Regions from separate parts of the Homo sapiens genome. Here region 2 is linked to region 1. A link is an interaction called in ENCODE POLR2A ChIA-PET data of the cell type or tissue named here. Cell type or tissue: endothelial cell of umbilical vein. All regions are shown on one strand.

Region 1 (4,000 bases):
CTGCCTCCTAAAAACATTTCACCCAATTTTTCATTATTGCCCATGTCACATTTAACTGAAACAGGTTCACCAAAAAATCTCTCTCTCAGCCAGTCTGGAAGGATTTCCATTTAGAGACTGCTCCGTAGGGAGGAGTAAGTGTGTGCTGACGTGTCATGTCCATTTGTCTTCACAGTGAAATGAGTCTTCTGGCTCCATCCACCATAACTGACCCATGACTCAGCCTTATCATTAGGTGTCTTTCCTGAAGCAGGGCCCCCAGTGAAAACAAATCATAGGCTGCGAGAACACTGCTGAGGTGGGTGGGCAAAGGAGAAGGGAAAATGGGGACAATCATGTTTACCATTTACAAAGAGGAAGGAAAAGACTGGTAGAAACAAGAATGTTCTATCTTACCGGTCTGAGTAATGTACAGTATATAAACAGAGAAAGTGTCTCAAGAGGTCTACTTCATGGATTCTACCTATTTTCCCTGTTTCACTCAAATAAACTGGGATATGAGAATTTCTGCACTGAGGCACCCTTCTTACCTTGACATGTCACGGTGACGTCAGTGGGAAGAGTTGCTGTGAGGTCCTTATACAGCAATCTAGCACAGAACGGGAAGGACTGACCCCCTGGATCCAGTTTGTAAGTAAATGACAGCAAGTTACACAGTGGGTTTCTCTGCAAGGGCCCAGTCAGGAGGGCTGCAAAGTCACTCTAAGAGGGGTGAGGAACAAAACGAAGTAGAGGATGACTGCAGTTCCAAAGGTGGTGTTTACTGACCCTTCAATTACGTCAACCAAAAAGAGGCCCATCGATTACATTTCAGAGAAATAAATGAGGGACAGAAAAAGGTCTGAAAAAAGGACTAATGAAAAAGATGCCTAAGATAACTAAGAGTCACTGGCAGCCTGGAAAGGCCTATAGGCCTAAATGGCCAGGGGTACAGCTTCGCAAGAGACTGTTTCTGCAGAAACTTCACTGACGTTACACGGCTAAGATGCTTCATGACTGCATCCACATTTCAATTTAAGTTAAATCTACAGCTGAGAGCTTCAGAGTTACTCCAAATCCATAGAGGGGGAAATGCTAAGCTTGTAGGAGGCACTTACAGCCTATTTGCATTAATTTCCTATCTACTTTTTTCACCCAACCTTAGCTCAACTGCAACCCAAAAAGGTAGGCTAGAGTTTAGGGGAAGATGGACAGCATTGTTCCATGGCACTGCAGAAACCTTTCTTCTCTAATGAGATCTATACCCAAGGTTCAGCAAGGCACTCGGTATGGTACATAGTAGGCACGCCATAAATCCCTGATGGATCAAAAGTATAGCAACTGCACTCTGTACAATCTTACGATAAAAGCTTGAAGACCACCATTCAGGGGTGCATAATCCTTTAACCAGTACCCAGGCTTCAACGCCATCCAGAGTTTCAAAAGAAAAGAGGGTGGGATAGTGCTTTTATATAAATAAGAAACAAGCATCGGAAAGGTAACGGTCAAACTTCTAACTCACAGTTAGGAAACACTGAAAATACAAAAAACATCCCCCTTTTAAGTTGATCTTGGGCCCACGGATGAGGCATATAACATCCCAGAGAGATACCTGAAGCCGGTCTGCCTGGTACTTCCTCCCAGAGTAAGCATTCAGGTACTCGCAGAGACTGAACAGGAAGTGCTGGATGTTGGTCTGTAAATATTTTGCAGCTATCTCTTCCAGGGGAATGAAGACTGGGACTGAATGGTGATGTATCCGGAGTGGTTTCTGTATGACAAGGTCCACAAAATAGGAATCCAATAGGTTCCCCTCAAAAGCAGTACTGATGCAGACACAAACTCCTCGGCTGGTCAGTTTACCACTGAGGCCTGAGGCAAACAAGAAGACACCTCAATAGACAGCAGGCCAAGGTGATGTCTTACTCATCTGTGCCTCCAGTAGCTTCCACAGTGCCTAGAATATGTACACTTTGTACACAAATGTTTGTTCAATGAGTATCATAGGCTCATTCTTCCCCTTGGCTCCGGCTCACTTTGAGACTGAGTTGTTAAAACCATGGAAGAATGGTAAAAATGAAAAAACAACCTAAATGTCAAACTATTGAGAAATTTTTTTTTTTTTTTTTTTGAGATAGGGTTTCACTCTGTCACCCAGGCTGGAGTGCGGTGGCACGATCTCAGCTCACTGCAACCTCAACTTCCTGGGCTTAAATGATCCTCCCATCTCAGCCTCCCAAACAGCTGGGACCACAAGCGCATGCCACCTCACCTGGCTCATTTTTAAATTTTTAGTAGAGATGAGGTCTTGCTATGTTGCCCAGGCTGGTCTCGAACTCCTGGACTCAAGTAATCCTGCCTCAGCCTCCCAAAGTGATGGGATTACAGGCATAAGCAAGGCCAAAAATTTAATTTATAGCTATTCTTTATTTCTGAGTGTGAAGTAATTTGTCAGAGTCCCCAGTTCTTCCCACAACTATCTTGTGGCATAGATGGGAGAATAAATCCCTATTTACGGTGAAACGGAGACTTGGAAAGTTCAAACTATTTCACTAGTGGCAGAAAACAAGCCAGCAGTAAAGACAGTTCTAGTACAAGGTCTGGCACATGACGAACTGTTAAGATGAGTGGAATAAGCCAGCCACCAACTGAGCTGCTGTACAAAGGGGCCAGTCAATCTTGTAGGTGAAGATAGGCCTACAAATAGCACGTCAGCTGTGTGTGTGTCTGTGTGTGTGTGTGTGTGTGAGTGATGAGGGCAGAGGGTGTAAAATACTATAAATTATGAAATAATTCCAGGACTGATAACACATCTAGCAAACTAACTCACTAGAGGCAGACCCAGACTAAATTAGGTTAAAAAAACAAACAAAACCTGTAAAATGATATGCCTGCAGAATGGCTTTCACATTTTCCAATTTCTCTTCCAATGCTTCTTGCTCATTGATCTCCACTGTTTGGTTGGGTTCTACATTGGCAATACATGCTTTCACCTGCAAGATATGCAGCAAATCAATCTTGGTACAAAGAGGTACACTACAACATCCCCGCCCTCCCCCAACTGGATGAAAGCTAAATACAAGGCACATGATATAATACATCAAGAAATGCTACAGTGGCCGGTCAGTTATTGCTATGAATTCACTGCAGAGGAAGAATCTCATGGGTCACAATGCCAGGAATCAGAAGTGGAGACTGTACAGGTCTGAAGAACAATTCGATTTTTGATGGGAATGGACAGGACTGAGAGAGCAGCAAGAAAAGGTTGTGTGGAAAGTCTAGGCTAAGCACAGGGTGGACACAACAGGTGGCTGTGAAGAGGCAAGGCTGGGTAAGTTGTGCTTGGACAGTGTGGGGTTTCAAGTGCCAGGGCTCCAAGGCTTACGCTGCTAGCTATGGCCCAGCAGAAGGTACCAGGCTGACCCGCCCTCTGAGAACAACTATGCAAGCTGGATAAAATACCAAAAAGAAACAAGCAAGCAAAGAGAGCAAATGGTTTGAAGGCATTCCAGAAGGATCCAAATAGCCAGGATTGGAGAGTACTGACAAATGCTCTGAGCTGGCTTCCCTGCAGCCTCTGGCCTCAGAGCATTTCCTTATTCATATGCAAGGCACACTGGGCCACATAGAAAGGCATAAACTAGACTCCGCAGCAGTCTCATCCGGAACAAACACTGGACATTAATGGTATCAAAGCAGACTTTCTACGGGCCAAGATTCCATAGAAACAGGAACTCAACGTTCTGCTTGCAATCTTCCCTCCCGGCATTTGCTAATTCCTAAGCTGCACAGGTGTGACTGGGGACTGAGAAACCAAACGGAAAGAAGCTGCTAAAGGGGAAAAAGCCAAGCAGAGATTTTGCTAGAACAAAATGTGGATTTCAGGGCCTGCCAGGGAACAGGAGCCTTAATAGACCCATCTCCAACACACTCCCAAACTTTCAACTGAAGGTCCTAAAAAAAGCTAAGCCCTAGGAGTAAGGGAAACCGGAAATAGACCACCTCAACTGAATAAAGGTGA
Region 2 (4,000 bases), 450 kb before region 1:
GGCCGCTGCAGGTTCCTCCCCACCTCCTTCAGCTGATCTCAAGCGGCAACCTCTGTTAGCTGCATCCCCAGATCTCCACCCCCCACCCTCTGCCAGTGTTGATCCACTGACCCCTTACCCACCCTCCTAGATCCAAGTACCCTCCTCCTCCCAAAAAAGGCACCTCCCCTCCTGACAAACCACCCAGCCTTCAGGACCCAGCTCCAGCTGTTCCCCAGGCAATATCACTTGAAGGGCCAGCCAGCGCTTCCTAATCTCAGAATGCAACGCCTGCAACCTTTCATTCAGGGCACCTTTACTGAGCCGGTTTCCAGAAGCCTCCACAGCTGAGTGACATGTAAGATACTGGGACTACCAGAGGCATAGAGGATTCCTAGTTTTCCCATGATAGGATGAGGGCTCATAGCACCTGCAGAAAGAGCTGCCCTGAATGGGGCGTAGACGAATGCTGCCTGGGGTCATCTACGCATCAGCAGGGGTGGCTTCTGGCTTTTGACGGTTGAACTGGAATTTAGGGGAGGGCTGAGGAAGGCATTTCAGAGGGAGGAATACAGCAGGCACATACCTCTCGAGGCACAAGACACTTGGGCTTTTCAGGAATGGGAGTTTGTTGTGGTGGTGCACAGCGGGTGTGGGCAGAAAGCAGCTAGGAAATGTGGCTGGAAGGTGGGGCAGGGGCCAGAAGGAGGAGCTGCCACCAGACCCCAGGCTGCACCAGCCCTTCCCCTAGGCTGTGTGCCCCACCTGGGGGGCTTCTTCCCTGGGAACGCACTCCCCAGCTTAACTTCCTTCTCCTTGCCCACCCTTGTTGGACCACAGTTACTGAGTGAGCCTCTCCCAGATTACCCCCTTCAGGCTTTCCCTCCCCCAAGATTTAAGACGACTCAGAATGTCACAAAATGAAAGAAATGGAAAATAAGTGAACGGGGAAAATGAGACATTTCTGCAGTCCCTGAGGCTGAAGTGAGAATTCCTGCTGGAGCTGGGAAGGAAGTTGTTGTCTTCTGTCTGTTCCATCTCCTGTTGCTGTTCCTTCACCTGCTTACTAGTCCTGTAAGGACTAAGCTCTGTTTTAATCATGATCACACCCTGCCATAGAACCTCCAATGGCTCCCCATTGTCTCCCCCATCATGTCAGATACCCTCTGGCTATTTCTCAAGTCTTCAACCCTTCGACCTCCACAATCAGCCCACCCCACTTTCACTACAGTCCTCTAATAGAAGGGTGTCCCCTAGGAAGGGACATTGCCATGCTCCTTCCTTCCTTCCTGTCATCGTTCCTGCTGTGATTTCCCCAGTCCATTCTTCAGGGTTGAGGCCAAGAGCTGCTGCCTCCTCCAGGAAGGTTTCCAAGATTTCTCCAGTCCACAATGACCTCTTCCCTTCCCTGAATCCCTGTAACCCTCACTGGGGTTTGTTTGTTTGTCTGAGACAGTTTCACTCTGTCTCCCAGGCTGGGGTGCAGTGGTGCAGTCTCTTGGCTCACTGCAACCTCCACCTCCCAGGTTCAAGTGATTCTCGTGCCTCGCCTCAGCCTTCCCAGTAGCTGGAATTACAGGCACGCACCACCACACCCAGCTAATTTTTATATTTTAAGTAGAGATGGGGTTTTGCTATGTTGACCTGGCTGGTCTCGAACTCCTGACCCCAAGTGATCCGCCTGCTTTGGCCTCCCAAAGTACTGGAATTACAGGCATGAGCCACTGCACTCAGACTGTCCTTACGGTTAATATTACTTAGCACTCAATCATATTTCATCAGGGTATTTTTCACTGTTTCTTATGTGTTGATCACATCTTCCTCTGTCTGGCCTAATGCAATGGGCAGGGAGAACAGGCCCAGTGAATACCTGCTGGCTGGCTAAGCAGTTGGGAGGTAGGTGAATGTGGGACCACTTCTCTGGGAACATGAGATCTTAGATTTCCACCATGACAAGGGCCCACACACTTGATTTCGAGGTGGTTTTTCCAGGGGTGCTGACAGGTGTACCTGGAGGATGGCATGGGGACTGGTATGGACAGCCTCCATGGGTAAAGGGGGGCCAGAGTCTCCTCCATCCTGTATTCCTGCCATTCTCACCAGGCTTCTGAGCTGAGGAGAACCTTCCTTGGCCTGGCAGAGCTGGCCAGGGCTGTGGGGAGGGCAGGGTAGGGCAGTTCCTCCTCCCAAAGGAAGGCACTCCCTTAGCTCCTCTTCCTTCTAATTCTCAGAGCAAAATGCACTCTGATGGAGGGCTTGAGGGTTAGGAAGGGCCTCTCGCTTCATTAGCCCTCCCTGTAGCTCTGCAAGGCAGATGAGCACAGAGACCCAGGGTCAGTAGCTGGGCGGTCATCTCGCCTGGGAAGCCACTCACTCCAGTTTGTGTCGCGGCTGGTGGTTTTAGGACTCAGTTACAGCACATTGATGGCATGACTCGCTCATTAATCTCTTCACCCCAGCCGGATTCTAAATTCCGTCTAGGCAGCGGGTACCATGTCCTATTGTTCTAGGATCTGGTCTCTTTCCTGCTTCCGACCTGAAGGTAGGGACCCTTGACTCATGCATCCTTATACTTATTAGATGCTTAATAATATTGAATAGTGATAATGAAACATCTGTGACTGGAACATCATAGTCTCTCCTCCCTTCCCTCGCCACACTGAGATACAACCCACTCCCTCCGCCCAGGGCTGCCCAGCAGATAGCAGAGCCTTCATGGACCTTAAGGGTTGGCTGCTGTTTACTGCGACCTTTGGAGGCAAGTTCAAATACTGCCTTAAGAAAGGTCCCACTTACTGGGTGTGGGACCTTAGGCATCACTTACCCTGTACCCCAGCTGAGGTTCCTCCTCTGTGGATGGACTTGGCTGTACTCTGCATCTCCATGACAGCAGCACTCGCCAGCTTGTTTTCTGCCTCTACCCATTTCTGCATTTAAGCTCGTTCAATACAGGCATTCTGGGCACCCCCTGCCCCCAGGGCTGGCATGTGGGAGGTGCAGGGTGAAAGTGTGCTGAATGAATGAACAATTCTTATCTCAGAGTTGTGTGGACAACACACAACATTTAAAGCTCCTAGCACAGAGCTAGCATATAATAGGAACTTTATAATTTTTTAGAAAGTATTTTAAATTACATAAGTATTACACAAATACATTCTTGTGAAAAAGTCCGCCCAAACTTGCCACCCCAAAATTTTATTTTGAGACAGGGTCCTGCTCCATTGGCCAGGCTGGAGTACAATGGCATGATCATGGCTCACTGCAGCCTCAACTTCTTGGCTCAGGTGATCCTCCCACCTAAGCCTCCTGAGTAGCTGGGACCACAGGCATGTGCCACCACACTTGGCTAATTTTTAAATTTTTTGTAGAGATGGGGGTCTCCTTATGTTGACCAGGCTGGCTTTGAACTCCTGGGCTCAAGCAGTCCTTTTGCCTCCACCTCCCAAAGTACTGGGATTACAGGCATGAGCCACCACACCTGGCCTGAAAATTTAATTCCTTCACCAGAAATACTTGATGCTATCAGTTTGGTGTAACGTCATGATTTTTTCCTATCCGTGTGTATGCGTGTAAATATATAATTTTGCTTCAGGGGTTCTTTTTTTCCTGTTCTTTTTACACAAATGGAACCACACTGTAGTTTCATTTTACAGCTTGGTTTTTGACTTCCAATAAGTCTGTGCAATCTAGCCACGTAATTACTATTATATTCCACCATGTGGATTCCCATGGTTTTATTTAGCCATTCTGTTATTGGTGGCCATTTATGTTGTTTATGATATTTTACTGTTTAGCATTGCAGCGGTGAACATCCTTAGTCATACCTCTTTGTGCATCTGTTTCTCTAAGACAGATACCTAGAAAGAAAAAGGCCTAGCTGAAGGGAATGTGCATTTTACATTTTATGACATCTGCCAAACTGCCCTCTAAAAAGGGCACTCCAATTTATGCTTCTGTGAACAGGGTATGAGAAGACCTTTGCCAACATCAATATTTTGCTAGTCAAATGGGTGGGAAAATA

The links. ChIA-PET counts read pairs that join two places held together with the same protein. Peaks named below come from ENCODE experiments on the same cell type or tissue, not always from the same donor. Only the 100,000 strongest peaks of a DNase experiment are listed, where the experiment ranks them.
Region 2: POLR2A ChIA-PET joins it to region 1 with 7 read pairs; 3 of 35 experiments call an interaction of 5 or more read pairs at or near these places.

What each region holds. Positions count from the first base shown.
Region 1 is chr2:24,813,348-24,817,347 of GRCh38, reverse strand. CENPO (centromere protein O) reads right to left here. Exons shown (of 8, transcript NM_001322101.2): 4 at 2,855-2,972; 5 at 1,592-1,851; 6 at 531-702. Among named protein-coding and RNA genes, the nearest start is that of CENPO, 22 kb to the right of the region's middle. In endothelial cell of umbilical vein, no CTCF peak of the experiment used is centred here; a DNase peak (open chromatin) is centred at 237; H3K27ac peaks cover 999 bases.
Region 2 is chr2:25,266,755-25,270,754 of GRCh38, reverse strand. All of the region lies in intron 6 of DNMT3A (DNA methyltransferase 3 alpha), which reads left to right. Among named protein-coding and RNA genes, the nearest start is that of MIR1301, 60 kb to the left of the region's middle. RefSeq lists an enhancer at 200-790. In endothelial cell of umbilical vein, no CTCF peak of the experiment used is centred here; no DNase peak of the experiment used is centred here; H3K27ac peaks cover 500 bases.